Linked DNA regions of Mus musculus: all the other regions are linked to region 1. The links are chromatin loops, found by intact Hi-C in ENCODE. Cell type or tissue: left cerebral cortex. All regions are shown on one strand. Each heading gives the region's core, and the rest is flanking DNA. Links, peaks and the distances in the headings are about the cores only.

What was found. Peaks named below come from ENCODE experiments on the same cell type or tissue, not always from the same donor. Only the 100,000 strongest peaks of a DNase experiment are listed, where the experiment ranks them.
Region 2: a loop joins it to region 1, with 3 times the contacts of the local background. A loop is called at or near these places in 6 of 42 quality-filtered maps.
Region 3: a loop joins it to region 1, with 2.1 times the contacts of the local background. A loop is called at or near these places in 5 of 42 quality-filtered maps.

The regions. Positions count from the first base shown.
Region 1 is chr2:34,365,463-34,376,138 of GRCm38, forward strand. Pbx3 (pre B cell leukemia homeobox 3) reads right to left here and starts at 6,583. Exons shown (of 9, transcript NM_016768.2): 1 at 6,259-6,583; 2 at 5,362-5,435. The coding sequence starts at 6,458. In left cerebral cortex, for the core only: no CTCF peak of the experiment used is centred there; DNase peaks (open chromatin) are centred at 5,686, 6,383, 6,798, 7,328 and 2 more places; H3K4me3 peaks cover 3,172 bases; H3K27ac peaks cover 1,394 bases.
Region 2 is chr2:34,514,944-34,525,619 of GRCm38, forward strand. Mapkap1 (mitogen-activated protein kinase associated protein 1) reads left to right here. Exons shown (of 12, transcript NM_177345.4): 6 at 3,730-3,906. Among named protein-coding and RNA genes, the nearest start is that of Gm34178, 55 kb to the right of the region's middle. In left cerebral cortex, for the core only: a CTCF peak has its summit at 4,794 (motif pointing left); a DNase peak (open chromatin) is centred at 4,801.
Region 3 is chr2:33,967,988-33,978,663 of GRCm38, forward strand. Gm13404 (a long non-coding RNA gene) reads left to right here. Exons shown (of 5, transcript XR_866147.3): 4 at 10,524-10,676. Among named protein-coding and RNA genes, the nearest start is that of Gm39793, 11 kb to the left of the region's middle. In left cerebral cortex, for the core only: a CTCF peak has its summit at 5,600 (motif pointing right); DNase peaks (open chromatin) are centred at 5,608 and 7,957.

The DNA.
Region 1 (10,676 bases), core at 1,475-9,474:
AGACCCACTTCATAAAATATAATATCACCCTACAGCATGCCCCCATATAGTACCAAAATACAAATAAGATATAATTAAATAAGACATTAACTAAAATCTTGCTTTGGATTATAAAATTTACATACTAAAATCTAAACACTACACAAGTTAAATTAAAAGAAAGTCATCGCTATGAAGAAATGTAGTTTTATGTTATAAAAGTGGGTGGATTTGTGTGTTGGGGGGCAAGTCAGTGCCTCCATTATCAGTGAACTAATACACTTATAATTTGGAATAAAGTTATATAAATTAATAAAAATTGCATAGTTACGTCCCCAGATAAAATATCAAAACCACGCAAACCTATAATGAAGCTCACTAAAACTCAGGTGAAAAAGAATTACTTGCATAGATCAAGTTAATACTGACAACAGTTTCACTATTTGTGTTAAAATATATTTTTTATTGAATATATTTAAAGATCCTCCCATTTTAAAGGTATATCTGCATGATACTTCAAGCCAGACAGTTCTAAAACAGCTTGGCAATGACAATTTGTCCAGGTTTTCTACCAACAGATTGAGTGTATTATTGTTTAAGAATGAAAGAGGAAATAAAATAAAATCAGACAAATGTCAGTCTTTTACATCCTTCAAAACCTCCTACAAAACCTCCAGTAAGCATCACAAATCTAAAAAATCTAAAAAATTGACAAAATACTCTTAAATGGCTTTAAGAAAAATATATTGATAAAGCAATATAATTTATGACCTTCCTAACATACACTGACTTTGTGTTTTTCCTGGTTAATCACTTAATATTCCCAATATAAACAGACCATAATGTATTCCTAAAATTGGTATAAAATTTGAACTAATAAAGGCCCATTACTATTCAAATCACAAAAATTCTGAGAAAGCAGGAGTAATAGAGAAAATAAGATTGGCCAACTGTTGCCATTATTGAAGGTAAACAATGTTTAAAATTCTCTTCTTTCCATATATGTGTATCTATTATTGTTGCCATATATACATATTGTATGTATACATGTATGTATATATGTGGGAATGTGGTATTGTTGCTGTTGTCTATAATAAGTAGCTCTTAAAAGCTGGAAAATTCACTCATCAAAACAGAAACATTATACATATATGTATAATGCAATTGCTTTCAAAACTTTGGAGCAAATGGTAACTATACTGGATATAATACAAGATCAATTTAAAATATATAGTAAATACAGAACCATTTAGACTCAGAAACAACAATTTTCATATTTCTTTGCTAAATGTTTACTTAATGACTGATCTGATTTTTATACATTGAAAATTAAAAGAATAACACAGCACTGTAACAATAAAAAAGGTAGCAAAATTTTACATGGAAGTCTTAAAAAAAAAAAAAGAGGCCAGAAAAAGATGCAAATGAAACACTAAAAATGTAGGGTGCAAATTAAATGGAAGGGTTAAACTAAGAGTACCTACCCTGTCCTCCTGAAAACTACTCACACTTTTAGCCATAAAGGTAAAAGGTTAAAACATTTCATATACTAAATGAGTATAAAACTCATTTATAAACTACATTCTTTCCTAGTTCTGATATCTAAAATTCCTATGACTTTCTCAAGATGGATTCTTTTAAAAGTACAGCATTTATAATAGTCATTTTCTTTTCTTGAAACATAAAAAATCCTTCAACCAGCCCAACCAGCCAAGCAGGCCTTTCTCTTCCCCTGCGGACACCTCCTGCAGTAGAGAAGTTCATTAAGTTTTATGATCTTCCCAAGTCAGTCCTGCTTATAAGCCTCACAAAGCCTACAAATCTGGCAAACCATCACGTCTGCCATTAGACATTACTAGTAAATGAACACTATTTAGGGTTTGTGGTGGCAATAAATCAGAGCTTGGTTGGCAGCTATCAACAATGTGTATTTTAACCTAGCATTGTAAAAGGAAAGGTTATGTTGATTTTTTTAATATACACAATTTTTTCACAATATCAGTATTTCGATCATATAATAAATTGCTATATTTGTACACATTAAAAATATTTTCCTTGAAAAAATGTTTCCTTTATTTTTGAAGGTATATTGTTTCACAAAGGAAACACTTCACAGACAAGATTAAAGTAGACACAAATAGTTCAGTGAGTATACCAACAGAAGTATGGGTCCTTACTTCATCAGAGATATTTAATAAGCAAAGGGTGGTAACATGATTTTGTTATCATCCTAAAGAAAACCGTAGCCCGTCAACTACGATCTTCCTTGCTTACATAGTTTAAAACAGACACATATCTCGATTTTAAAGTGTGTAACTTTAGTTGCCTCTAAAATGTATAAATGTCACAACTCAACAATGAAAAACCTTTCTGCCCCAAAATAACTGCACAATAAATTTTATAACAGAATATACTGTTTTTTAAAAAAACAATCATCTTATAGTAAAAGTATAGTTTCCTTACTTCTGAACAAGAAAATAATATAATTGTGGCAGATTGCCCATTTATCTGTCAAAGGGGGAAAAAATGCCTTTTCATATTTGGTAGGGAAGAAATAAAATGTTTTCCAAACTAAGTCCCTTGTGTGCATCAAAACTGGCAGTATTCACCGTCTGATCAGAAACCTCAAAATCTACCAGCAGTTCTACAAAGACATGATTTTTTTTTTTTAATGATTTTGTCTTATTTTAAAAGAAAACCAAAACTAAAATCACACTGTCCACTGACAGTGGCAGTTCCCACCCACCACCCCTTTAGTTCACAACTTGTCAGCCCCCTCCCTCCCCTTCACTATGCAGAATAGAGTCATCACATAATATTCCTGATTTATATTCACAAATGACTAGATGAACTTTCTGTGGGTAATTAATCCTTATGTATTATGATAATAGATTAATAAAATTATTTAAAGAGAAAGTATTAAGTAGCATACACATATTCCCTAACACTTATTTTCTAAGTTCATAATGTCTCTAAAGCAGGGCTGCAAAAGCAGGCAAGGGATAGGCCCTGGAATGTGCTGCCCAGCTTTCTCTGCTTTGGTAACACTAATGTCTACACAGCTGTTTTATTTCAAATTGAGGGCTGAGTCTAGCGATCCTGTCTCCTTCTAAGACTGGGTTTAGAGCATGAGGCAGAGCTATGGATAGTAGGGGAGAAAGGAGAAGAGAGAGAGAGCTTCACCCCATCAATCACTCAGTACTTAAATCCCATCCCTCTCGAGCTCAGAGAGGCAGGCAAGAGGATGCCTCTGCCCAGACAGCCGCCTTCACTGTCGGCTGCTGGCTTTTTATAAAAAAGATAACCTGCAAACTTAGGTCGCAGGTCAACGCACAAAAAGAGGATCTAATTTACAAGTTATCACTGAAAGCCCAAGAAACAATTTTCAAAACACAGAAATTTCTTTTGTCTGCTCTCTCCTGGTTGTTAAATAGCAATAGCCCTACCAAAGCTCTCTCTGACCATAATCCCAGACTCTGAAAAGACTTGTTTCTTTTCCTAACTCACCTTTGACATGTCGTTGACTACGCTTTCCTTTCAGAATGGTGTAACTAAGTCCTGTGCAAATAAGCAACTGGAAGACTAACACTTCTTAATTGAATTTCTCCTGCTGATAAGTGTTCAAACATGAAATGCTGTGTAGTTCTGTGTGGTTAGACCAAAACTATAAAGGGACAGAAAATAAATACAAATCATAAAGAAGGGTGTTCTTGCTAGAGAAGAGCATCAATTCCCTCTCTTTAGTAATATAGTGCCATATAAAATTGAATCAATCTTAATATTCACAACACAGTCAATATTCCAGTGCTTAGCTGTCAGCACGAACTGGAGTGGAGCCCTGATAGCAAGAAAACCCTTAGAAATTAAGCAACATAAATGTCCTAAGAGTATATACTTTTATTCACCCAAATTAAAGCCTTCAAGGTTCAATGCTGGACATCTTTATAGTTAGATTAAAATCATCTAACATCTTAAATCATAAGGTGCTCAAAAGGTGGTTAAAATCAATATATAATAAGTCAATAATTTAAAACGACTTGGTTTTCAAAATGTAAAGTGTATCACCAAAAAACAAAAAACAATCATTAAAAAAAATCATGGCATGAATGAAAAGCAAATAAGGTTATTTCTTTAAGCTCTCAATATTTACTAATAACTCTGGTTTAGCATACATACATTAAGAGAAAGCAATAAACCATCATCTTCCCTGGCTTACTTTTAGGAATATGAATAGTACCTGTTTAAATAGAGTATAACTTAACTTCCTGCCTAACAGTCCTAGGCAGTATATTATTATTTGTAAAATCAACTCAAAGACAGCCAAACATTGAAACATTAAAACAGCCTTAGTTGGAAAATGCAATATACTGGACTTGATTGTTTTTCTTCTTTGCCTCAATTTACAAAGGGGCAACTTTAAAAAGCAATACAACCCAACACATACAACCACAAATAAATCAATCAATGGTAAAGCTTGACTGATGGAGGGTTGTTTTTTTTTTTAACCATATACAGGAAAGATAACTAAACACAAACTAAAACATGTAAAACATATGTATATATATGCACTTTAGCTTTACCCTTAAGTCAAGAGTAAAAATACCTTAAATAGAAAAAGTCTGACAAGAAAGTTAAACTATAAGGAACTGTCAAAAATTTTCCCTACTCTGTATCAGCAATTTTCATTCTAGCACTTCTGCAAACCTATCCTACTCCTGCCCTGAACTTCAGAATGTTTGTTTCATCAGGATCTGTGGACATCTTTCTTTATACATTGAAGCTCAGTTTTACAAGTGTAGCAGTTGTAAGACGGAGGCTATAATAGAAGTACTAATAGGCATGATACATTGTATATGCCTAAGCACATGATTTTCCTTCCTGGATTCCTAAAAATCTTCCCACCTAAAGCACCAAGTCCAGGGTATTACTGAGGTGTGTTCGGTTGTGACTTCTACCAGTAGAACCGAAGCTTAAAACTGTCTAAGTAAAACAAAGTTCTAGTGACGCCTCTCCAGGGGAACCGGTCCCTGGCATCCAGTCTCCCACCGCTCCTTTTAAAAAATGCTACACAGGCAAAAAGAGATAGGAGAGGGCAACTAGCTAGAGCCCCCTCCCCGACTGAAACCAGGGACTACCTCCTAGGGAACTGCGACCCAGCTCCATTCTCATATACACTTCATTTAGTACCAAAGCAGAATTGAGAAATAGACTCCAGATTTATTGCAGGTTTGTTTTTTTTTTCTCAAGATCAGGAGGTGGGAAGCAAAGAATGATCAAAGATGGCGGTGCCCAAAAGCAGCAGCTCTCAACTGGAGAGTCGAAGGAGTAGATCTGACCCCACCTCGGGGGTCTCCAGGCCCACTGTGAGCAGCAGAGTCTTACCTGTTTTCTCTTTGATCTCACACAAGACGCTGAAGAGCGCCGGTTTCATTCTGTGACAGTTCAGAGCATGTTTCCTAAAAAACAAATAGCAAAACACAAAGGTATTAGCATCACCTATTGGAATAATATGGCGCCTTCCTTTAAGTTAGACCCAAGATTTAAAACCGGCCCCCAGTTTGGAAAAGCTCCTTTGAACCACGGGAAGTCAACAAAAACTCAAGTTTACTAGTTCGCAACTGGCGGCAAGCTCTAGCGGCTGAGAGCTCCAGCCCGATAGCAGCGTGACCCATCTGCTGGCTCGACAGAAGCCTCGGCGTACACAGGAGTGACCCGTGCATGAGGCTCCGCTCCGGGGGCCGCGGCGGGACCCAAGGGACCAGACCGGAGCGGAGGGAACCCCAACGCCCAAGCTCCACAAGAGGAGCGGGCGCAGCGGCCAGCGGGCGGCTAATAATCAGCGGGTGACAGCTCCGCAAAGTTTGCCAAGCGGCCCTCCCTCTAGAGAACTTGGCGCTCCCGCACAGGGTTGTGCGGGGAAGCAGCCGGTCACCCCGGACTGGGCCGAGGGGAGTGGGTGCCCGGAGTCTGGGCAGGCGGAGAAAGTTGCACTTCCCTGCGGTGCGGCCACGGACCCGGCTGGGACGCGGAGCGCGCTGGGGTCCGAGCGGGAGGTTTAAATCTGGGGAGGGGGGCGGGCAGCAGGGCACGGACGAAGCAATGATCGAGTTTGTCCCGAGCCCGGCGAGCAACTTTGCCCGCGCGATGGGGGACACAGCAAGTGCCCGGCGGGCGGAGAAAGTTCCCGCCCGCAACTGAGGCCCGGGTCCCGGGAGCCAGCCGGGACCCGAGCCCGGCTCCCGTACACACACAAAAGATGCTTAATGAGACGACACCAACTTTGCTTGCGCCTCGTCCAAGCTCTGGTCGGTGATGGTCATGATCTGGTGGAGGATGTCGCCGATGTCCTGCTTCCTGCCGTCGCCGTCCGCCCCTTCGTGGCCGTGAGGGGGAGGCGGCAGAGCCATACCCCCCTGGACCGAGTGGCCGGCCAGGTTCACCCCGGCCAGAGTCTGCAGCATCCTGGATTGATCGTCCATCCCGCCGCGCGCGGGCGGGAGCGGGCGGCGGCGGCGGAGGCGAAGGCTGAGGCGGCGGCGGCGGCAGCGGCGGCGGCGGCGAGGGAGGAGAAGAAAGAGGGGGAGGGGGAGGGGGAGGCGGCCGCGCGCTCCCCGCCCGCGCGGGAGGGGGCGGCCTGGCCCGGCGCGGCCCGCGACTGAGGGGACGCGGACCGGCGTCCGGCTCCGGCTTCCGCCGCGGAGGAGACTGAGGACAGCGGCGGGCGGAAGCGGCGCGCTCGCCGGCGGAGGCGGAGGCGGTGGTGCCCGCTGCCCTCACGCGGCCGCCGCGCTGCCTCCTCAGCGCCCCTCGCCGCGCCGGGCGGCCCCGCACAACTTGGTCCTCAGCGCCAGCCGAGTTGCCGGGACGCCGCGGCCGCCGCCGCCCGCGCCAGCCAGAACGGTCCCCTCCCTCAGCCGCCTGCCGCCGCCGCCGCCGCCTCAACCGGGCGGGATCGGAGCACCGGCGGCCCCGAGGGAGGGAGCGGCGGCGGCGGCGGCGGGCTGCGGAGGAGGAGGAGAAGGAGGCCGACGGGCGGGCCGCGGGGAGCGAGAGGGGCGGAGGAGGAAAGTTTGGGAGCGGGCGGGCCGGCGCGGCGGGGACACGGAGCCCGGTGGAGGGCCCCGGCGGGCCGCACGCCGGGCGGACAGCAGATTGATGAGGCGGGAGAACTCGCCGCCGCCACCTCCGGTGCCGCGCACCCAGTCAGCAGCCGCTGTGGACCGGGCTCGAAGGCCGCTCGGCTGAGGGATTGACAGGCTGCCAGTGCCACTCACTCACTGCGGCCCCGGCGCCCGCGGGGGGAGGGGCAGGGAGAGCTGAAGGGCGGGGGAGCGCCCCGGATGCCCCGCCTCCGGAGGCGGAGCCTTCTCTCATTGGGCTTTGCGCCTCCCGCCGCCGCCACTGGCCCCGCCCCTAGAACGCAGCCCGTCCCCTCTGGCCTCTGCTGTGGGGTGCCTGAGAGCCAGCCCGGGAGCCTTATGGGCTACTCGCGCCGGCACTCCACAGATGGTCGGTCAGTCCAGCCAGCAAAGTGTTGTCCCCGGATCCTGCTCCTTCCCTATTATTAGCAGTTGGGGACTTAGAGGTGTTATATAGGACCGAATAAAGTGTACCCGTAGCCGACAGCGTGGTCCCCCATTGCATGAGATGAGCTTCACGCCTCGGACAGTGCCTGGGATACTTTCCCGCTCTTCATATCAAGAGGTGGTACCCTCTGGGCACAAGGCCTCAAGCACAGGGCCAATCGCATTGCGCTCAGCGCCGAACGAGGCGGGACAGAGCCAAGAAAGGGTTGTCCCAATTGGAGCGTTCGAAAGTCCTGGGCTGAGACCGGGAAAAGGGTCTAAAAGCCCTGCCCGTCCCACGGTCGCTATGGTAACCCGAACTCAGCACAAGGAGTTAGCGCTGGCAGTAGGGCCTTGCGCTGTCTGTCCCTCAAGGAGTGACCAGTTAGAATGGGAGCCTGTGGTTTCGCATGGACAGAGCTCTTCTCTGAAAAGCTAGCAAATGGAAAGGTCACAGAAACATGTCACCTGGAGAGAGTGAAATCCAGGACTATTTTCTAAGCTAACTGCGCTTTGCACACTCGACGAGTCCTGGAGATCCGGGGACTACCCTGGCAGGTGTGCGGAACCTGCGGAGAGCGAGACAATAGTCTTACAGACAAGTTTGTTTAGAAATGGACTGGACTGACAAATTGACCCCTTCGGCTGTAGTCAACTTCACCTAACAGATTTACATACCTGTAACACCTCTTCATCCATTATACTTCTGCCCAAGAGAGACTAAAGACTTAAACGGTGTTGGAATCCGCACCTACACCTCCGGTGGAGTCTTGAGGCTGATCTTGTCCTCATCTCTCAGGCTGAGGATTCAACATGATCTCATTTTAAACCCATGGAGATGACCCTAGGTTAAGTGTTTAACTGGTGGCTCTTACCTCTAAACGTTCCTTTCTCAGACTCAATAAGCGATCTTACCTGAAACTAAAAATAGAGGTGTGAGGAGATGAAAAATGGCTGTTACTCTGCAGGGTTGAATGTAGGACAAGCAGTTCTTTAAATGCCAGATGGAGTCTTGGAATAAAGCAGGCTACTCAGTTCCAGGTTCTTTCCTTCGTATGTTGAGTGTGATTTTAAATACTCCCCACTGCAAAGCTAACAGCCAAACTCACAGGCCAGGCAAGCTACAAGGCTTACCAACTGCACAGCTGCTGGGGAAGGAGTTCCAGACAATCTACCTTGCTTAAGTCCAAAGAGCCTCCTTTGAGTTCATTAATATTCTCTGCTCTTGTGTGTGTCAAGTTGCTGATTCTTCAAGTACTCATTATGAGTTACAGCCATCATTGATTGGATTTTCTCTACTCTAAACTTGTTTTTCAAACTGTCACCAAATCCTTTCGTGCTTTTTTTTTTTTTTTTTTTTTTGGTATAAAGGAATGAGAGAGCAAGGGAGATGTAAAATTCGCAGAATTTTATCTGAAAGATGCTGCAAGCTCTAAGATTCCTTCCAGCTCTGAAATTCAATGATCCTGTGAGTCACTATTAGGCCTCCTTCCTGCCCTCCTTCTAGGCTCATAATCTTGACTAATCAGTCATGAGGATGAGGCTAATTAGCAATGGGGATTTATGGTTATTCCTAGCCTGCTCCAAACAATGAGTTATGTAAGCAAAGCAACGTATATAAAAATGTAAATAAAATTAAAGAAACACTTAAGCAAATAAAGACAATTGGGAACTATGGGCTATGTAAACAAAGTAGAACATAAAAACATAAATTAGAATTAAGGAAGCACTTAAGCAAATGCCAGCAATTAGGAATAAAACAAACTTGTTAAATGCTTGACATCTGCAGCTAGGTTACGGCACACACCTCTAAATCTGTGGTCATTTGGAGGAATGGAATCCTGATATTTCTGCAGTGAGATCAGACAGACCTTTAGCTTAGGAGGCTTCCCATTTGGTTATTATTATGATGATGATAAGTGAGAAAAGCCAGTAGGTCCTAGCAGGGTTTCCTTCACAGGCTCACTGGCAATTGCGGTCGAGATAAAGTGTATTTTGTAAAGATATTTTTTATTTTTTATGTGTATAGGTGTTTTGTCTACATGTACATCTGTTAGACCATCTGTGAGCCAGGTGTCCATGGAGGACAGAAGAGGGTGGCAGATTCCCTTGGGACTGGAGTTACAGGCAGCTTTAATATGGCATGTAGATCCTGAGAATCAAACCAGGGTCTTTTGGAAGAGCAACCATGATTCTTAACCACTGAGCTACTGCTGTAGTCACCTCTCTCCTTTCTCTTCTCTTCTCTTCTCTTCTCTTCTCTTCTCTTCTCTTCTCTTCTCTTCTCTTCTCTTCTCTTCTCTCTCTCTCTCTCTCTCTCTCTCTCTCTCTCTCTCACTGTTGCTGGCTGTTTGTTTGTTTGTTTGTTTGTTTGTTTGTTTTAACCCAAGATCTTGCGTATACCCTGGGCCGGCTTGATTCACTATGTACCTAAGGATGGCCTTGAGCTTCTGCTCTTCCTGCATTTAACCTCCAGAATGCTAATGGTTTATGCTCTGTTAGGGGTGAAATCCAGGCATCCTGCCTGCTAAGCAAGCCATCCACCACCTGAGCTACACCCCAGACCCCCATACCTGAGGTTGCCTTACCTCTGTTCAGTAATGTAAGTCATAGTCATGCCTTCACAGATTAATAGACTAGACCCTCCCTAAGTGCCTGAGTCTCTCTTTACTGTTTCTAAAGTAGTGATTACTTTAAAAGTCAAGGAAAATGTAATTTACTTTTGGCAAGTGGACATTCTTGTAACATTAACAGTGACAAAGTAGTATTAAGGGCAAAGTGTTTTAAGATGTGACTTCAATATGTAACTGGCTTGGTTTAAGGAAGAAAAAATAGAACTTAGCTGGCTAAGAAAAAAAATATGTTGTTGTTTTTTAAGTTATTTGTTTATTTTATCTGTATGAATATACTGTAGCTGTCTTCACACACCAGAAGAGAACATTGGATCCCATTACAGATGGCTGTGAGCCACCATGTGGTTACTGGGAATTGAACTCAGGACCTCCGGAAGAGCAGCAAGTGCTCTTAATTGCTGAGCCATATCTCCAGAACCACCACCACCCTTTTTTTTTTTTCCTTTTATTTGTGCATATATGTGTGGTATATGGATATCAAGTTTCTTCAGGTATTCTA
Region 2 (10,676 bases), core at 1,087-9,086, 150 kb after region 1:
ACATGACAAATGTTTCCATAGCCTTTGAAGACCCTTTGTACAGTTTATAGTCTTTGTGAACACTACTCAATTGTTTATATAGTTGCAATCATTATACTGTTTTTAATCCATCAAAAAAATGGGATGTTGGTACTCATATCTTGAAGTGCCGTCCTCTACTTAAGAATCCATGCGTGGTGGTACATGTGCTTGCAATGTCAGCACTCTGGTTGCAGAAGCAAGGAGAGGTGGGAGCTTAAGCCCAGCTTTGGCTATATCGAAAGTTTAAGGCCAGCCTGGGTTGCTTGAGACCCTGCCTGAAAAAATATCCTTTCACCTTGACTTGTGCTGCTTTCTCCCTTATCTGAAGCTGCGGTCTCTGGCGTGTATAATGCCCAGAGCTCCCTACAAGATCAGCTGATAGCTTCACCCCTCTTCTAGTTAACACATACCTCATTTATATTATCTTACTTTTGTTCAGAGTGAGTCCATCTACTTATTCATGTACTTGCTCATTTAACAAATATTTGTTAAGTACTTCTAAGTGCCAGCCCTTTTCCTCTTCAGTAAGCATGAAGAGCGCATGTTCTTTGGGAGTGTAGATGCATGAGTAGGGAAAAGGAGCTGTGCGGCCACAGAAGGTTAGAAATAGTGACCAGATGCCAGAAAGTAGATGTACTTGGATTCTGACAGAGATCAAATGATTGTACAGAAATCAAAAAACCCATTCTCGGGCAAGGTGGAGCTCAGAGAGATTTGGTTAGTCATCATGAAGAGCAGGTGTCGGCCATTCAGATGGAGCCCCAAGAGAGGGCCTGTGGGATCTGTAGACGCCTTTAGCAGGGACCACAGCTGCTTTCTTTCCCCTCCCATTTCAAAATACCACCAGTTTCTGCTTTGATCAATGAGTTGCGGAACAGAGGTGACAAAGCCTTAGTCCTCTCCACCCTCTATGTCTATGAACCAGCTCATCACAGGCTTCCTTCTCTGTGTCTCCTTTCCCCAGTTGTAGATGTGAGGAGGGTCACATAAATCTCTCCAAGTTCCTCATTAAAAAGAACAACAAAAATTAACGTGTCATGGTTCCTTCTCAGACACCAACTAATCACCTTGAGAAATCTTGACAGCATGGCTTTGGCCCCAGGACTGGTGGGGGTCAAGGGATTCTTGGTTGCCTGGGTTTGAATGTCAGCTCTGAAATTTATGTGCCATCCAATGTTAAACAAGCCACTTTGCCTCAGTCAGCCTCAGTTTCCTAGTATTTAAAATAGAAACACTGACTGATCCTACTGTGAGATATGAAATTTTTCTTGGTGGCTGTGTCAAAGCCAGTTTACCCAGAGTGTGGTACACAATGCCCAGTGTGTATCGCTAGTGACATTGTTGTGCCTTAGGAGCTCTTCAGGAGGCATCCTAAGCAGCTCCACAAGAGAGAAAACAACAGTAACTTCTGTCAGAGGATGATTTCTTTGTGGAGGCACAAGGGAACCAACCAGCGGGTAGTAGAGTGGAATGTTTAGTTACGATCTCCTTAGATTTTTAGTTGAAGGCTTAGAACCTTGTTTGCTGCTAAACTCTGCTCATGCCCTCACTTGTGCCATACAAGAGGAGTCCTCCTTAGGATGGACAGAGTAAACACAGTGTAGATACTTTTGAATGAGTTACTTGCTAGTTTGTATTTCAGGATTGGTGAGCCATACCCTTTGGTTTACTCTCAGACCTTAGCTTCTGGTATTCATTGAATTTGTTTTTGTGGGGACTCAGGAGTGTCCCATGACAATCAAAGCAGGATTCTTCTGATATTAGCATTGGGCTTTCTGCCTTGATACCTTGAACTTCTGTGGTATTGGGGAATCAGACATCTCTCAGATTGATTTGCATGGCAAAAAATAATCTGTGCTGTCTCTTGCTTGTCCTATCCCATCTGCCCTGCTTATAAAACCCTAGAGCTACAGCAGCCCCAAGACTGCAGCATAGCAGCCCCATTAAACTCAGAGAGAGACCTGCCCAGAATGAGCTGCCCTGTTGCTACTCTGTACATCGTTAAGCTGGTTCCCATCTGACCTTACTATAGTCATCTCATCTTTAGATTCTGTGTGCTTGCTATAGGATCTATATACATCACTGAATCTAATCCTGAATTAGGACATTAGGACCTTGTTATGGATGTAGAAATGGAAAATAGGACTATTGATGCTTATTCTGAACTCATGTAGCCCAAGAGCCATGGAGCTGATAATTTAACTTGGGTCTCCCATGCCATTTTTGCCTCTAAAGAGCATCTATTTCTGCACACACTTTGTGATAGACAGATTGCTGTAAAAATCTAGGAGTTCCCACACTCAGACAGGAACTTTTTTCTTACCAACATTGCAAACACATGTAATGTAAAGTGACAATGTAAAGTTATCAATCCACTTAGCAGATTTATGTTTCCATTAATTTTCATCTGTCCCTATTACCTGTTTTATACAATAAATACTTCCCAGCCTTGACAGAAACACTGAGTGTAGATTCCCTGAATTAGGCTCTCTCGGTACACAGAGTTGCAGCTAAAGATTGTGAATTAACTGGGAAAATTGCAAATCAGGTAGTCAGTGCAATAATTCATTGTCACATCCAATCAATAAACTTTGTAAATCAACTCATTTAATTCAAAAAATGATCTATATAGATCAAGCAACCAATTAAACAATTAGCATACACTTTGGAATTAATTAATTAAAGCATCAATCACATAATTAAAATTCCAAATTTGAGCTGCAGAATTTAGAGTTCTCCTGCCTTTTGAACTATTAGATTATACTTCTGAAGCTGCCTGCCTTCATGCTAGCAGGCTTGTGATTTCCCAGCCCTCTCTGGAGCACACCAGTGGTTTCAGCATTCATTTATTTACACAGTCACAGGTCTTGTGTATCCCAGGCCTGCTAGCTATGTAGCCAAGGATAACCTTGAACTTGTCATCCTTCTACCTCTACCTTCTAAGTGCTGGGATTAAAATCCTCCACATCTGATTTATGCAGTGCTGAGGATTAGACACAGGACTTTATACATACTCGATGAGCACTCTACCAACTATAGCTAGCCCTAATTTTAACTTGTAAATTGTGTTAGTGTCCTATCAGTATGTATAAATTGCCTTTTTATTGTCCCTCAAGGGGAAAGGTGTTTGTTGATTCTAAAAGGTCAAGACTTCTGGCTGGACATGATAGAGAAACAGAACGTGTCCAGAAGTGGTCCAAGGACCAGGTATGAGCACCAGGGTAAATCATGCCATTTGCTTTTATTCAGCTAAGGTTCTATGGTGTTTGGAATCAGATCTTACCCAAAGAAGCAGCTACTTTTTAAGGAAGGAAGTCTGCGGCTAGTCTTAGTTACCAGGCTTCCCTGGGTGTGCATCAGGGCCTCTCCAGCAGTCCTTTCCCTTTGTTTGCCAGTGTATTCTGTAGTGCTGTACTGGAGTGCTTACTCCCCCTCTGTATTATGAGCTTCCTTTGAGCCAACATTAAATCTCACTTTTCATCTCAAGGACTTAGTTCTAGGTCTTATCTCTAATAAGTGTCCAGTGAATGTTAGAGAAATGACACGTGTGAAAAAGATACTTTTGTCTTTTTAACAAGTGTTAGGGATGCTCAGCATATCCTGGACTGAGGGTAGAGAACAGCAGGGTTGATGTGCTGGCTGGGCCATACTGTCTGGTTACATGTCCCTTCCTGCAGCACTCACTTGCCTTTATGGTTTTGTTTTCAGTGACAATGTCAGTGCCTACTGCCTGCATATTGCTGAGGATGATGGGGAGGTCGACACGGATTTTCCGCCACTGGATTCCAATGAGCCCATTCATAAGTTTGGCTTCAGTACTTTGGCCCTGGTTGAAAAATACTCCTCTCCTGGTCTGACCTCCAAAGAGTCGCTCTTTGTTCGAATGTGAGTACTTCCTTGGTGTGTCACCTGACCTTCTAGCCTTGTTTATCAGGGGAATTATGTGTGTTACCTGGAACATCTGCTCACCTGGTTACTTGCAGAACAATTTGGGAACATGTGCATTGCTGTTTTGTGCTTCTGTACCTAGGACATGTGCAGGACATGTGCAGCCTGTGATAGATCTGGGAACAGCATGTCTACAGATGTCACCTCTGTGAGCAGTGGTGACTAGGAGCCTGGGAAGGAGTATCTGGGTTTGCCCCTTTCTAATCAAGGACACCAGCCTAAATGAAAATGCATATTGTGGCCATTTTTCTATTGTGACTTAAAATACTTTTCTCTCCAACTGGTTCAGACTCTCTTTGTTTTTCCTCTGTTGCCTTCCATTAGACTCTGCCTGCTCTGTGCTTCTGTCAATCTGGGAAAGCCTTAAAACATCATTCTCAGAAAAGTATGTGTACGTACATAAAATAAAATTCATTGGAATATAAAAAGACTCTCTTATATTGAAAATCAACAGATCATTAAATAACTCTATATGTAATGTTATATCTACCTTTATTAATAGATTGCCTAACAAGACCCAAGAGGGGTTCCAACCATCGCTCTTAAAGCCTGTTGATTCAGAGCAGCAATGAGTCTAAGTATTGCTGCCTCAGGAGTCTGCACTATTTGTAGCAGACAGTGGTGTTGCTAAGATGTCTGCGCATCATCTGCAGCAGCAGCTCATTCAGCTCTGAATTGTTGCTTCCACTTTCCATTGAGGAATGCTAAGGCCTGCAGGTGGGACCCGTGCAGCTGCGGGTGAGCCTAACCTAAGTGAGGCTAACCTACACCTCTAATCTCCCTCTCCTGGCTATCTCCTGGGATTAATAGTGATCCCTTTGGCACCCCCTGCTGTTTGAAACCAGCAAACTCTCGTAGTCCTCATGAGAGATTGCGCTGAAGGAGCTCCTCCTGTCCCTTTCAGACAGACTCCTTTGTCTGAGACTTAGGAAGATTGGATTGTGCAGCATGCGATGTGTGAGAATTCTAGGTCTTTCTCCCCTTGAGCAGGAATAGACTCAGGTGCCAGGGGTGAGCTGGGAGCAGCCTCTCCAGCCTCACCAGTGGCTGCCTCATGTCTGCTCTCAAGTCAGATTTGATCTACAAAAGAGCATTATTTTCCCTCCCATTTTCATTTCTGAGGTGCAAAAACAACAGCTTTACAGAACACCTAGAATAATTTTAAATTACATAGTTTTTAAAATAATTTAAAAGTTATGAAGTGATTCTGCCTTCCTAATAAAACTGAGATAACCCTCACATGGACCCATGCATACATACACAGGTGAAACCAGAGGCCAGTACCTTTTTCAGTTGCTTTTCCACCTTAGGCTTAGACAATATCTCAAAAAACCTGGCCCTTAAAATTTTTTGTCTAGGTAGGCTGGCCAGAGAGCTCTCAGGATCTGCCTGTGTTGGTCCATGTCCTCACCCCCACCCCAGATGTGCACCACTGTGTCCAGCGGCAGGCATTTCACACATGGAACAGCTCCTCAGGCTGTCTGATTCCTGTAACCATTTCCAAGGATATAGCAATTACAATTTCATTTGTGTGTTACATTATATTTGCCTAACACTGTAATAGTGTTACGTGTTTCAATACTCTTAATTCCTGTAATCTATAGTTACTTTGTGCCAGAAATCTAGATGGAGACATCTTCTAGGCAGAGAAAAATCTTATTTTCTCATGAAGATCACTACCTAATAAGAACACAGTTGTTAAAAAAACGAAAAACAACAAGACCAAAACCATAAATGTGTTAAGCACCTAAGCATGAACACATGAGGTGCACAGAGTACTGGGCTATCTGCTGGGTTTGGATTTTCTTAAGTAACGACAGTCTTCTGGATTCCTGTGTCCTGTTGAAGTACTTCTTAGGGTCATTGCCTTTAAGTAAGCAGGGTTGTTAGTCAGTGCGTACAAATTAATATTTGTGCTGAGACCTGAACTCAGGACAATATGTGAGGTGAGTGTTCCACTACTGACTTATTCCTCAGCCCAAATTCTGACTTCATTTTCAAGCAGCCTTCTGAAAGATGTACCAACTTAGAAGAAAAGCATCAAGAAACTGCCTTTTTTCTCAGGTGTCTGATGAAATAGTGCAGACTATTTACTCTGTGTGTGTATTGGGCTGAGTGGCCTCCCACCTGCCTATCTGGTCCACATTCTAAGCCTGGGAGACCTTTAGTTAGGAGTCTTCAGAGACATGTCTTGTTTGTGTCAGCAAAGGGAGAAGAGCTTAGCTCCTCCTTTTTGTTTCCTTCCTTTCTTCCTCCCACCTCTGTCTCCTCTAGCAGGAAAAACCCTGAGCTGAAGGTGTTAGGAAAATAGGCTTGACAGTAAGTAGTAAACTAAGGAGCCAACTGTGAAAACTGCCTTTTTTTTTTTTCTTTGAGACAGGGTTTCTCTGTGTAGCCCTGGCTGTCCTGGAACTCACTCTGTAGACCAGGCTGGCCTCGAACTCAGAAATTCGACTGCCTCTGCCTCCCGAGTGCTGGGATTAAAGGCGTGCCCCTGTTTTTATTATGATCAATGTGGAGCTGTGAGAACCAAGGCTGCACAACACTGTTCCCAAGCCTACACGTGACTCTATGTCATATGAAGGGTGATGGTCAGGGAGGGCTACTGGTGTGGTCTTACCTGTCAGGGAGATCCCATTCTTTGAGGGCTGACCTTCAAGCCACTACTCAATTCAGGAAAGGTCATCAAGGCCTTGGAGCCAGTCTGCTCCCAGCCTGACCTTGTCCTTACTGATGTGTTTGATCCTGGTGGATTCCATAAGTTTTTCTGGCTTAGTTACATGGTGATAAATGCTATCAACCTTGCAGGTCAGTAGTAGGTATTAGATAGAAAGCTTGGAACTATGTCTGGTGTGGGTAAGCGTTACCTTTTGTGCTAGCTGCTGTTCCTGTTGTGATTTATTAAAACAGCCCTTAGAGAGGGAGAGCTGGATCCTCTGGACCTCTGGCACCTACACAGCCCCTAGATTGTTCTTGAATTGCTAAGTTTGCTTCAGTACATTTTTCTGCCTCCCTGTCCCCTAGTTAGTATTTTACTGCCTGAAAAGGCCTAATGGAAGTAATTGTCACTGGATGTGGGCAGGTGGTGGACAGACATTGAGGCATGGTAGAATTTCTAATTAGAGTTTGTAGGAGTAGACTTCCTTGGAGATGGCTAAGAAACATCATGGGAGAGAGACACATAGACAGCAAGAGCCAGAATACCAGACTGAAACAATAGCAGTATCATTAGATAGGATAATGCAAAAGGCAAGACCTTGTATAAGCTCCCTGAAGGCTGGACAGAAAAGTAAGTTTCTGTGCCCTCAGCACCCAGTGGAGAACTTTGTGGAGAAGCTATAGGTGAGTCTTCAGGTCTGGGGCTGCCAGTGGGACCGGTGGCAAGCACTGTGTCCTATCTTGCGTAGCCTTCACGACTGTACTGCACTTTGAGTACAGGAAGCTCACTTTTACCTCCCAATGAGATCAAGCACAGGCTGTGAACCTTGGCGGACTTGGGTTCAAGTCTTACTAGCAACTTGCCGTGTGACCTTGGCAATTTTGCTTATCTTATTTTATCTCCTATTAACTCCAGATAACAGAAATAATCTTAAACATAAGTACAAAATTTTCATAAACTTAGGCTCATTGTTCAGCCTTACTTTCTCCAAATTGGTTTTTAATATAGGACTACTTGAATACATACAAATATAAAACTTTGGCTATAAAATTCTATAATGTATTAGCTATAAATTTCTCATTTTTATAAACCTAAAGTATGTCATTAAATACAAGTAAACGATAGTATGGTGATTTGAATATGCTTGGCCCAGGGAGTGGCACTACTGGGAGATGTGGCCTTTTTGGAGGAGGTGTGTCACTGTGGAGTCAGGGCTTTGAGGTAAATTTTACAATCTTGATACCAGTTTTTTGCTAAAAATAAATTGACGTTGGGTTTAGTGAGAGTTTAATTGTTTTACTTGTCAACTTGACTCTTGATTTTTCACTTTCATGGAAATGTCATTGCCATATTATTTTCCTTTTAAAGAATGAATGGGATTTTTAATTACCAGCACATTGTTTTAATTGATTTATAATGTAGTCTTCAAATGTAAGTATTCTCTACTAGAAAATTCTTATTTGCTTTGTCCCATCATACTTGTTGCTACTGTTTTGCCCAGGACTTTTCTATTGTAAAACTGAAACTTCTGTATCCAGAGCAGAGCTGGTCCTCTGGTCACCTTCTCCCATCCCATAAGCCAGGGTAGCTATGGTTCCTGCTTTTGCTGATTGGGCTGCAAAAAAGGTGGGCCCTCCTCCTGAGTGATACCTGGGCACCCATGATTCCAACACCAAAGGATGCACCTTTTTTAGGGGTCAGCCGGCTCCAGTAAAGTACCTTGTGTGCTCTGTGTTCTCACACCATCTTTCTGTTTAGCAAAGTTTGCATAATGAATTTGACCTTTCTTCTCCATTAGTGTTAAATAGCTCTAGCTGCTGCAATGTGAAGCCCCCACATCTCACCAGCTTATCCCAAACATTGCCAGACCTCCTGTGAAGGCTATGTGTCGTGTGGTTTTCGTAGCAATGCTCCATTAGGGTATTGGTTGCCATAGGCATTGCAGAGGTAGTAGGCATGGCTAGGGTTTGTTTGTCAGCCGCTGCTTCTTTCTAACAGGCTGCTTTTCTTTTACTTCTGTCCAATGAGGGCCAGCTGGGTGGAGTGAGAAAGCCATGGAATGAGAATTGGTGATGATCTAAGCATATGCTTATTTATAATATATATATATATATATACACAGAGATAATATATATATATACACAGAGATAATATATATATACACACAGAGATATATATACATATATGTATATAGTGTGTGTAGAGTGATATGAACATATTTATACATTAATTTTTCTTTTAATCTAACCACATATAGGTCTCCATATACATATATATGATTCTTGTATGTGTCTATGATTTTCACTGAGCTAAAATAAAAATCTTCTTTTTTTCTTGAGACAGGGTTTCTCTGTATAGCTCTGGCTATTCTGGAACTCACTTTGTAGACCAGGCTGGCCTTGAACTCAGAAATTCGACTGCCTCTGCCTCCTGAGTGCTGGGACTAAAGGCATGTGCTACCACACCCAGCTAAAATAAAATTCTTAACTTTTAAAACTCAGCTTATAAATTTAATAGTTACTCCTGGAAGGAGGGGCCTATGAACCTAAGAAAATGATACTATGCAGATTAATATTAGGTGGAAGAGAGATTTAATTTTAAGTTCCTTTCATTTTATTCTGCATAAATTATGAATTATTAGATTTTATAATTATTTACATTCTATTTTTATCATTTTCTTCCCTCATCAGACAGAAATGAAAAGAAATAAACCTATTGAGTAAACCAGAGATTATCAGTAGTAAAATAGACTTCATTTATTTGAAGAAAAAAAAAAAAACTTAAGTGGATCCCTGCTGGAAAAAATGTTCTGTGGAAATGAATGTGGAGTTGGATGCCTTCTAATACGCCTTGTAAGTGAAGCCTCAGTCTCCCCCAAATCCAGTAAGCCAAAGACATATCCCAAGACATAGAGCTGCTGTTTGAGGGAGACTAGAGTTCTCTACTAATTTGAAAATTAGAAACTGCTAAGGAAACACACCTTGCCTTCCCAGCCCATGGGTGGATCAACTTCTAAACTACCTGTTGCTTCTGATTGATTTAAGACAGACTGGGTGTGTTCCCTGAACCGCAACCGCTTACCTTAACTACTTTTGAAGAAGCTCTGAGTATAGGTGGACATACTAGAACCGTGGGAAGAAGTAGTAGATGGGAAGGAGGAGGGAGGAAGTGGGTAGGAAAAGCAGGAGAAGTTGATTGTTTCTTGAAACGGGTTCTTTTTTATATAAGGCTGGCCTGGAACTTGGTAAGTAGCCAAAGGAACTTTGAACTCTTAATCCACAACATGCCTGATTTGTATAGTGCTAGATGTCAAACCCAGAACTGTATGCCTTCTAGGTAACTACTACTAGCTGAAAATATAGCCCCAGGATGCTTTTTGTCTGATGTCCAAAACCAGATGAAGAGCTGGATCTCAAATGGTGCCCAGCATCTAGAGAAGTGCTCCTTGCTAGCAGTGACCAAGCCAGGTGGTAGTATAAGAAAGGGACCTGCCTCATCTGCCTGCTTCTACCCACCTCCAACACTGTGCTCATTCATCCAGAACTCATGGAGAGAATTGAGCTCACAAAAGGCAGTGGCAAAGCAGACCTTGCTACAGAGTGAGGAAGAAGGGCTCCAAGGGAACAGACATCTAGGCTAATGAAACAGAACCCAGGTCAGACCCTGTCAGTCAGAGCACTTACATTACCTTCCTTTGTGTTTTCCTTACAATGTTTAATATAATAAAGGAACATAAGATTGCAAGCTAGGGCTGGTGAGATGGCTCAGTGGGTAAGAGCACCCGACTGCTCTTCCAAAGGTCAGGAGTTCAAATCCCAGCAACCACATGGTGGCTCACAACCATCCGTAACGAGATCTGACTCCCTCTTCTGGAGTGTCTGAGGACAGCTACAGTGTACTTACAATAAATAAATAAATAAATAAATCTTAAAAAAAAAAAAAAAAAAAAACAGGGGAAAAGATTTAAAAAAAAAAAAAAAAAGATTGCAAGCTAATGGAATCTAGCTACTGTTCTGCTGTGTGGATGAAGAGCCATCAAGTAGAAGGT
Region 3 (10,676 bases), core at 1,089-9,088, 400 kb before region 1:
TGACGAGGCTGCGGGGGATCTTGCTTTTTCTTTGCTTTCCTGCGGGACAGGCTGCTCTGGGTGGTGAGTCCAGAGTGGACAGTCATCGGAGGCTCTGAGGGAACCAGGCAAGTGAGGAACATGAGGCCAAGGACAACGGCACTGTCCAGACAACAAGCCCCTGTCCTGTGAGCGCCCTGCTCCCTGCTTAATGCCCCCTCTTTCTCCTCCTCAAAGATGAGGGTCCATCCCCAGTGATGGACCAAGCACATCATTTGAGAGTCAGGGAGGTCTGGGCTCAAAACCTTCACTTGGTGTAATGTTCTCAGCCTTAGTTTCCCCAGCTGTTAGATGGGAGCATATTGTAGGTGTTCTTTCAATTCAGGAATTCCATCCCAGACCCCATTCTCTTAGCTTCCTGTGGGCCCAGCTGGCTCTGCCCAGTTTCTGAAACCACGGCTTTTTGGCTGGTATCCAGACACCTCACCCACTCCTTGGTGTGGGCACCTCCATAGCGAGCCAGTTTCCCACAAGCACCTGACTGCTGAGACCTCCAGTTCCTCCAGCCCAACCTGGCTGACCTGCAACACAAAGTTTGCCCATCAAGAGCCCACAGGCTGGTGTGGATGGGTGAGAAACATAACCCACTCCTCACAAACCCAGGTGACCTCCAGGGCCCTCTGAGACCTCCCATGCAGAGGTCCAGTGGCGGGGACTGTACACACATCACCTTATGGTCCCACCACAGTCCTTGCACCCTCACCCCCACTATGCAGCTGATAAAACTAAACCTGTGTAGGTGACCTAGGACACTGAAGGTGACATAGCTGTCACTCATGGACTCCAGTCTGAGCACATTTGAGGGCCAACCTCGCCTTCTGGGTTCTGCAGAGTTGCTACTTGGCTGATTAATGAAAGGCTATGATAGGCACCTATTACTTCCAAGCAGGGTTCAGCCCATTTGCCTTCTTTGGTTTTTCCTTTGCTGCTCATTTGTGGAGCAACTCAAACTCATAGCTCAAGTAGAACCCCAAAACCTGTGATTCCTTGTATTTAATGTTAAGTTCCACTTGCCTTTTTCCTTTTTCATGCTCTTTTTTAAAATATCTTACCTAACATTAATTTACTCCTCCATTCACTGATGCATGCACCTATTTGTTAATTCACTCATTCATCAGTTCTCTCATTCATTAATTCATCCAGCCATTTATTTATTCATTCAGCAATCACTAAGGACCCATGTCTTTGATGGAAGCTTTGAGTAGCCAAACCCAATCCAACATGTGATGGGAGCTGGTGACCGGGTCTGGCACAACTACAGCCACATGTCCTGCAGATAGAGCACCCTGCAAGTCCCTTACACAGCAGTGTGAGACTGAGGACCTTAGGGTTGTGGCCTCAGTTTGCCAGAGGAGGAGTGAGGCCAGCAGTAATCATCACACAGCATCCCTGGTGTGCTGCCCTGGGTTGGGCTAACTCACCACACCCCAGCCCTGTAGTTCCTGCTGCACTGCCTGCTCTCCACCCTCCACCCTTCCTTCTGTCCTGCACCAGGGGGACTGTCCTGGAACACAAGTCTGATGCTGTCGCTTAGCCTCAAAAAAATCCAGTGATTGCGCTGAAAGAGGACTCAGTCACTAAACGCTGGCTGCACAGGCATGGCTCCCTGAGTTCAGACATGGCCACAGCACTTGCCATGACAACACAGGGGAGATGAAGACAGGAGTTGCTGGGACTCACTGGCCAGCCAGTGTAACCCACTGTGGTGGTTGGGATAAGAATGGACCCCATTGGCTCATATGCTCCAATGACACACACATCACCACAATCCCCACCATAATTATAATAGACTAAGTCTCTGACTGTAAGCCAGTCCCCAATTAAATGCTTTCTCTTGTAAGAGTTTCCTCAGTTATAATCTCTTCACAGCAACAGGACAGTGACTGAAACACCTACTTAGTGAGCTCTAGGCTAATGAGAGGCCTTGTCTCAGTAAACAAGATGGCAAGCCAGCCAGGTGGCTCAGCAAAGAAAGGTGCTTTCTGAGACCTCCAGTTCCTCCAGCCCAACCTGGCTGACCTGCAACACAAGGTTGGCCCATCAGGAGCCTACAGGCTGGTGTGGATGGGTGAGAAACATAACCCACTCCTCACAAACCCAGGTGACCTCCAGGGCCCTCTGAGACCTCCCAAGCAGAGGTCCAGCAAGAAAGCTTGCTGACTTGAGTTTGATCTCAGGATCCAGAAAGTGCAAGGCGAGAACTGACTCCTTCTAGTTGTCCTCTGACCTCAACACATAAGAACGCACGAGCACACACGCACACTCACACGCACACACACACATACGGTGTCTTCCTAATGCCTAACCACTTTAAGCCTAAACCATGAACTTGCCTTTCAAGGCCTTTCCTGGCCCAGAGCCAGCATATCCACTGCCACAGCTACAGGATCTGAACCTGCTGCTAGTAAGCTAGTTTGTCATGACAATGGACCACACAAGTGGATTCAATCAGATATTTGTGTTTCAATGTTCTGAAGGCTGATGGTCTGAGATGAGAGGGTCAGGGTAGTCAATTCCTCCTGAGGCCTCTCCATCTGGCCATGACTAGCTATTACCTCCTTTTGATGTCTCCCACAGCCCACTTCTGCATATGTCCTCACTTCTTTTTCATATCAATACAGTGATACTGGATTAGGAACTACCCCTAATAAACTACCCCTTATTCTGAAGTCATTCCTATTTTAAAGAACTGTGTGTGATAACAGTCCCATCCTGAGAAGTTGGAGTAAAGATGTCCACATATGAGTTGCAGTGAAGGACAGTTTAGCTGGAAACAATAAAGGATGGCTACAGTGAACGACAGTTTTGCTGGTTACAATAAAGGATGGCTTATGGAACACTCTGAACAGTTCCCATTCTTGGAAAGTCTCAGTAATGTCAGTCAATATCCCCATGCTAACTGTCATCTTCACTACCCTCTGCCTGTTCTCAGCTTAAGCCATCTCCCTTGGGGACTGTATCAGGTCCCCAGGCCACCGTTTAGGCTGTGTCTTCTTCCTGATATGCCCACTTCTGGTCTCCACTCACCCAAATCCTTCCTGTCTTAAGAGGCTAGCCTTGCCAGTTGCTGAATTTAAGGGCTCTGGCAGTTCATGTCTGAGGCCCTGTTTGACAATCCTTCCATCTAATGGGTATAAGGAGATTTGGCTTCTTAGTTTTCGATCTGAACTTTTGCTTTACAATATAGAAATAGGAAGTATTTTTCTTTCTGGTTATAAAACAATGTGTTCTTAGTTTGTAAAAACCTATAAAGCACACTTTCTTTAAAAAGAAAGCCAAAAAAATCATCTTACAGTAATATATTTTTGTTTGTCTTGTTTTTGAGACAGGTTTCATGTAGCCCGGATGGGTCTCAAACTTACTATATAGCTAAAGATAACCTTGAACTTCTGATCCTCCTGTCTTCAGCTCCCAGGTATTGTGATTACAGGCAGGCACCTTTACCCCTTTTTCAATAGGTTCTAGGGATCAAACCTGGGGCTTCATGGTTATTGGGGAAACAGTTTACCAACTGAGCCCCAGCCCCAGCCATGATGAGTAAGTTTTTGATGTTGTGGCTTATGTCTTCCTGGAAATTTTCATAGGCTTGAATGTAGTATGTACATGAGGCTTTTCCCCTTGATTCTAGAGTAATGGATTGCAAGGTGAACCCCAGGGTTAACTGCCAAGTTCCAAGGTGTATTAAACATCTATGTCCATGTACAGTGTGCATCCTAAAACACACACACCTATTAGGATCAAGGAAATATGGTATGGTTGAGAATATGGCCTCAGGCTGCTAACCCTGAGCCCCAAGTTCAACCCCAGAACTCATGGGAAAATCTGGATAATCTGGTAGGCATCTGCAATCCCAGAATGTCTATGGTGGGATAGAAAGTGCAGGCAAAAGAATCAGCCAGAAATTCTAAGGCCAGCCAGCTTCTGCAAGATGCCTTCAGAGGCTGCTGTGTAGTGTGCACGCTGGGTGCACAAAAGAGTGCATGGATTGGGAGGTATGTGAGGGCGTGTGTAACTATAGATAGATTCTGGAGGGGTCTGTGTGCATAGGTACGCATGCATGCTCAGTTTTCTGTATATAGCATCTGTGCCCCCACGGGTGTTTTTAATGGTGGTCTGTCTTTGTGTCTCTGAGTCTGTATAACTATATGAGCCTGGATCACTCAGTACAGCAGAAGTGGGAGAACCTGTTTCAACTTTGTAAGGGAACCAACTTCTAAACATCTGACTTACACACATGTGTGCACACCCACATTCACATGGACACCATGCACAGAGCAAGAAGGAAAGGAAAAAGGTGTAGGGGGAAGTATATATTACAGAATGAGAATCTATGAGTTCTATAGTTAGAAGGGGAGTTGTTTTATCTTAGGATCTGAGACCTTGCTGTGTTGTGCCAGATAACCTTGAACCCCTGTGCTCAAAAGATCTCCTGCTGCAGTTTCCCAGTAGCTGAGCTTATAAGTGCCAGGCTCATGAACACTGCCTTGGGGTCTTTGTTTAACAAAGCTTATCCATAATTCCACATCAATAAATGAACAGTACTACTGTTGGTTTTAGTGGCTGCATAGTACTCCATAAAACTGATCTCTCATGGTGAAGTTGTCCCCAGCTATTGTGCACGGGTCACCAGCCTGGAGCACAGGGACCCTGGGAATCATTGGTGAGCAATCATTTCTCAGTAACTGCCGTTACTGTGAGCCTGAAGTCATGTGACTCTGCCACTGTGCACTTGGCCTGGGCTTTTCAAAGCTCCCAATTTGGTGTTTCAGGCCCAGCCTGCATGGTCCAGGTCCCCCATCCTTTCATCTTCGCATACCCTCTGCTGGTTGGTTCTTGGCTCTAGGCACACTTTGATCTTCACATGCAAACCTTTTCTCACCTCAGCGCCTTTGCATGTGCTACTCAGACACCCTCTCCAGGAAGCCTTCTATGGTGAATCCCTCCTCGAGCGAGGCTCCACTGGCCTTTCTTAGGACACATGACATACTTATCATTAGGGTAAATCAGGAAATTGCCAGCACTCAAGTTCTGAAGTTATGCTGTAGGCAATTTCTGAGGGTTGACTACTACAGACCCGAGGTTCCATCCCTTCCATTGAGCGGTGGCATTTTAGGACAGGGACCTATCTGCAGTGCTCATTGTGGCATTATCCCAGCACTGTACCTGAGCACAGACTGCCTCACCTGTCAATATAATGAGTAAATGAATAGTGAGGTTCAGAGTGAATTTGAGGCTTTAAATGCCTTAGCATAGTCTAGGCTAGCATGGGGGTGGGGTGGGGGTCACCCACCTTCCACTTGGCACTAATCACTGGGAGCAGAAACACGGACCAAGGCGGGTTGAGGCTGGGTGTACACCCTAGTCACTGTGGCTCCAAGGCTATACCCAGTCTCACTTTGAAATGGCCCAGCAACAGCTGGGTTCCTCTAGATAGAGAGCAGAGGCCAAGTACATGGGGAGAGGCCTGGGTGCTGCCTCTTACCAGTCTCTTCCCCCTCCTCCTCCACCACCACCACCAACCTGGTGGTTCAGGCTTGTAGCTGGTGCACTGTGCACTTATGGCCACAAGGTGGCAGTGTTGGCACCACCTGGGCTCTGGGAGGCACAGGGCAGCCAGCTCCTGCAAGATGCCTTCTGAGGCTGCTGTGCAGTGTGCATGCTGGGTGCACAAAAGAGTGCATGAGTTGGGAGGTATGTGAGGGAGCGTGTAACTATAGATAGTAGATTCTGCAGGGGTCTGTGTGCATAGGTATGCATGCATGCTTAGTTTTCTGTATGTAGCGTCTGTGCCCCCATGGGTGTTTTTAATGGTGGTCTGTCTTTGTGTCTCTGAATCTGTATAACTATATGATCTAAGAACGTTCAGGGGAGACAGTGTTTGTATGTAAAAGCATTGTGGTTCTGATGTGCACCTGTAGGGTAAGTGGTTCTGTGAGAGAGGAGAGGACAGCTTGAGGCTGTGTTAACATCAAGGCCAGGGACTCTTGGGGCTCTCTTTCCCCCTGCCTAGGACCTTCTCCTCCATACATAGCTGTTCTAATTCTGACCCTCAGAGCCTGGAGCTGGGGCCTCACTGGTTGCACCCCACTTCAGATGCTGCGTTTCAACCTCCCCTACGTCTTTCTCTGAGCCTCCTTCCTCCAGCCATGGAGACTGTGGCAACAGAGCTTCACCTAAGGCACTCTGAGTACACATAGTAGGCTGACAGCCTTCAGATGGCATGCAGCGGGCACTCTGAGTACACATAGTAGGCTGACAGCCTTTAGATGGCATGCAGCAGGGACCACCCCAGCTCCTCACTGAGAAAAGTCACTCTTATCACTAGGGTCCTGGGTCCTCTAGTCCCTCAGAGCTGATGTCAGTGTGTTCTATCTTCACTTAGTGGTGCCCAAGACAGAGTTCTGCCTGTCCCCCCAGGGGACTAGGTCTTAGATTCGGTGTCCCAGGCTTTGGGAAGACCTGGGGATGCCACTAGCTCCTTCTCTTGGTCCCATCTCTTATCCTGTGCAGGCAGATCACAGTTCCCTTCCAGCTTTCTCCCTCCCCCTGCCAGGCGAGGGCCCAGAGTGGCATGTCTGGCTATGTCTAGCCACCCTTCCCCCCATGGTTATTAATGATTGGGTATTAGGCAAGCGGCACTATCGATTCTGGCGCGGGCAGCTCCAGGTCGGGGTAATTTATGGAAACACCGGTGTCCCTGGTGATAAATAATGAGGTGATCGTGAGGATGGGTCACTAGTGAGTGACTTCCACCTTATACCCTGTCCACTAACACACCAGCTCATAAATGGAGGAAAGGGGGAGAGGCCCAGTAAGCTGGAAAGACAAAGGATGCTTTGGTGATGTGCGCCTCCAGAGGACAAGGGGAAGCAGAGACATGGCTCTGTGGGGTCCAGGCGGGCGGCGGGAGCTGGTGGGAAAGGGAAGAGAAATACAAAGAAGGCAGAGTGGAAAGACTGGGGAAGAGAAACAGTGGGGGCAGGAGACACGGAGGAAAACATGGGGTGGGAGAGGAATGAGAGACAAACAGGGCAAAGGAGAGGGGGACGGAAGAGGCCCGAGGCTGCACAGGGTGAGGACAGCAAGGGCAGAAACAAAGAGGGAAGACGAGCAATTAAGGCCAGCCACTCCTCGAGAGGACTGTACACAGGGTCGGTGCTGTGGTCTAACTGTGAATGCCCCGAGACACCCGGACTGTGTACCCTCCAGGCAGGCTTTGGATCCCACCTCTCTCCTGGGCCCAGCTGTGTAACCTTAAACAGGTCACTTCCTCTTGATGAGGACAACTGATCCACCCAGGTGAGAGACAGAACCACGCAGCTAGCTCAGTGCACTTGGGACCCAGTGCCAGGCCTTGGGGTGCATGGGTCAGTGATAGCGGGGTTCTTTCTGATGGAGTCATGTGAGCACGTCATGTGACAATAACTCTAATGAGTGGACAGAATGTCCAGTTAGCCACACATAAAGCAGGGAGAAGCCATGAGAGTAGCAGACTGAACCGCCTCAGAGGGGCACCTCCCAGAGGTGAGGTTTGATTTGGGCCTGGACTTACACAGGGGAGAGAATCACTCCTAGGGATAGAAACATTACGTGATGATGCTTTCAAGGTTGGAAGGAAGGCCACCGGGGCCTAGATTGGAGTCTCTAGTGCACCAGCCTCCCCAATCCCACACCTCCACACACCAAATCCACCAGCTTTAACTTGGTTATCTCCAGGGCTGAAGAACTCATTACTACTCTTGAGAAAATCTAATTCTGAAAATGACCTTTTTTATTTTTTTCTTTCTTTTACAATTTCCCTTCGTCCCCAGTTTAGCCTCTCCCTCCTCTCGCTGCCCACTCCCGCCCCCACGCTCTGATTGACAGGTAGCTGCCCCACTTGGCTGCTGTTGACAATGCTTCCGGTCTGGGTCTGGCGCATCGCCCTGTCTTGGGCAGAGCCAGGGATGGGGATACTGTTCCTTCTTTCTGGATCAATAGCGCTCACTTTGGTCCGCCCCTGCTTGGGACTTCTTGGACAAGGGTCACTTGCTGCCTCTCTTCCTGTCTGCCGTCTTTTCTGGCTGGAAAAGAATATCAAGCACAGTCTGCAGGCTGACCTGAGAAGTACACCCGATCTGCGTCCCCCTGGGTGGTATCTTGACCCTGCTGCCTGCTGATCAGGTGACTGTGCACGGGGCCCCAGTGTCTTCTATGTGCAGGGTGCCTAGCACCAGAGAAAACTGCAGTATTTGTCTGCTCTCAGGACCCCTCCCACACTTCCTTTCCTATATTCTTGAGTAGCCGAGGTTTCTCCTTCATGTCCGGGACTCATGTTCCAGAGCCTACCGTGATCGTCACATGGCTCTGCGCCCTGGTTCTGGGCCACCCTAGGTCAACACCCTCATGTTCTTTCCTAGCCTGAACCTGTGGGACCTTCCCACAATAAGGAGACGTCAAGTGGCCTAGGCCACCATGTCGGTAGTTTCCCTTGCTTGTGTCCCTTTGTGGAAGTCTGTTCCTAGAGACTTCTCATCACTTTTTGGCTTCACGCCTCAGCCTTCCTTCATGCTGGAAGGCAGGGTGCAGGCCTATCCGGTATGGGCTCTTCTTAGCAACTGCTCTCCTGGGATCACCATGGCTCTCTGTTAGGGGCTTCTAGAACATTCCTTCTATTCTTCATTGAGCTACTAAACTCAACCAGTACTGCTACTATTTCTGATCCCAGCAGCTAATTAACATTTTGTCTCCCCATTTTACAGATATCTGTGGTACGAAGTCATGGCTACACATCATGTACATCTTATAAAGGACGGTCCCAGGCAACTGTTAACAGGCACTGATATCTTACAGGGCTGGTGTTATCCGCTGGGAAGTGGATGGGCTATGAAGCCTTTGGACCCTAAGCAGAGACAGTACCTCAATCAGTTAAGGATGGGTGGGGCCTACATCCCATAGGGATGTGAGGAAGTGGGTAGATCTATGTAGCTGGAAGGCCTGGGAGAAATGTAGTCCTGTCCGCTGTGGAGTGGGGACTCAGGCCAGTCAACTGGGAGAGAGGCCGTTTGTGAGGTCTCAGGGTAGATCTAGCGTTCAGGATGCTGGAGAACAGGCATTCCTGGGTCGTCGGTGTTTGCTGCATCCTAGTGTTGGGTCTGGAGGCACTTGGTACCAGGCAGATGCAGGGAGGACACAAGCCTGGGCTGAGAAAGGACAAGGGGCCTGAGGGTATGGAGGAGGTGAGCTGAGGCCGTATACAGAGCCTGGAGACTTGTGGAGCTGGAAGAGGGACAGGCATCAGGGTGAGCAACAGGGACCTGTGAGCGGGCTGCGGCGTGGGATGAGGAAGCATGGAGGTAGACATCACTCCAGGGCTCACAGGAGTCTCCAGATCCCTTCCTGTTTTCCAACATGTCAGGGGCACTTCAGGGACTCACTTGCTCCTTGTCTTCCCAAGGCTACCTGGCTGATGGCAGAGGCAGGCAAGCGTCACAGCAGGTGTATGGGTCTCTCTGTTTTGGATCCCACAGCCCAGCTTGGTGGTCCCCCGGCACATAGTAGGCTCCTTCTCTCGGCTTGCTGAATCTCCTTTCCTTGCAGTCAGTGCAGCCAGCACCCCCTACCCCCAATTCCACCCCTACCCCAGCTCAGCCACCTACTGTGCCCCAGCACTGGGTGCTCTAAGCTGTCTGCCTCCCTCCCACAGAGGAGCTGTGGCGCTGCTGTCTGTCCTATGCTGTGTCCTGGCTCCGTGGAGGCCCGCGGTCACTGGTCACCATGGCTGAATGCCGAAAGGACAAACAGGCTACCTGTGACCCTCCAGGTTGAACAGGGGGGAACTGACTGAGTGGCGCCTGCTGCTGGGCCCCAGGCCCCTCCCAGGCCCTCGGCACCCCCGCCCCCAACGGCTTTGTTCCCGACCTCAAACCACAGGGAGAATAAAGTTTGTGAAATATTAGTTTAATAAGACATGCGACTACTATTAAGGATCCAAGGGTTCTTATTTATTATTCATGGGGCCTCGTGATTTAGGGGCAAGTGGGTCCGCAGAGGCTCTGCTTGGCCGCCTCAATGGCAGCCAACCCTCCCCACTGCGCCTGGCTTCCACCACCCTCTCCCCCTACATCTGCCCACACTGCAGTGCTCACAAGGACCCTCTATCCTCACCAGGTGTGGAGCGGGGGTGGGAGTGGGGGCAAGGTAGCCGCAGCTCCTCCCTAGTTGCCTCTCCTGGGCGCTCACTTGCACTGGCGTCTCTGAGAGAAAAGGAAGGTCATGACTGCCCAAGTCTTGCCTGCTGAGACCTATTGTCAGATTTGTAGCAGGCTGGGGGTGGTGTTCCTCTTCTGTCTTTTTTTTTAGGGTCCTGGGACCTCTGGGGGGCAGGTAGGTGAGGTAGGGCCCTGGCCGATGTGAAGAGTGAGGAGGGGACTGGGTACCTGCACTCACCTGCTGTGTGACTTTGGGCAGGTTCCTCACCTTCTCTGTCTCTGCTCCTCTCTAAGATCAGAGTCTCCGTGCATCATCGGAAAGTCCCTCAGCAGGAAGGAAATGTGTGAAGTCTTCCTAGAGTCACAAAATCCTAGCCATGGTGTCTTAGTGGGGACAAATTCATAGTGAGCTTCCTCTCCTGCCGCAAACGCAGAACCTCTGTCCTG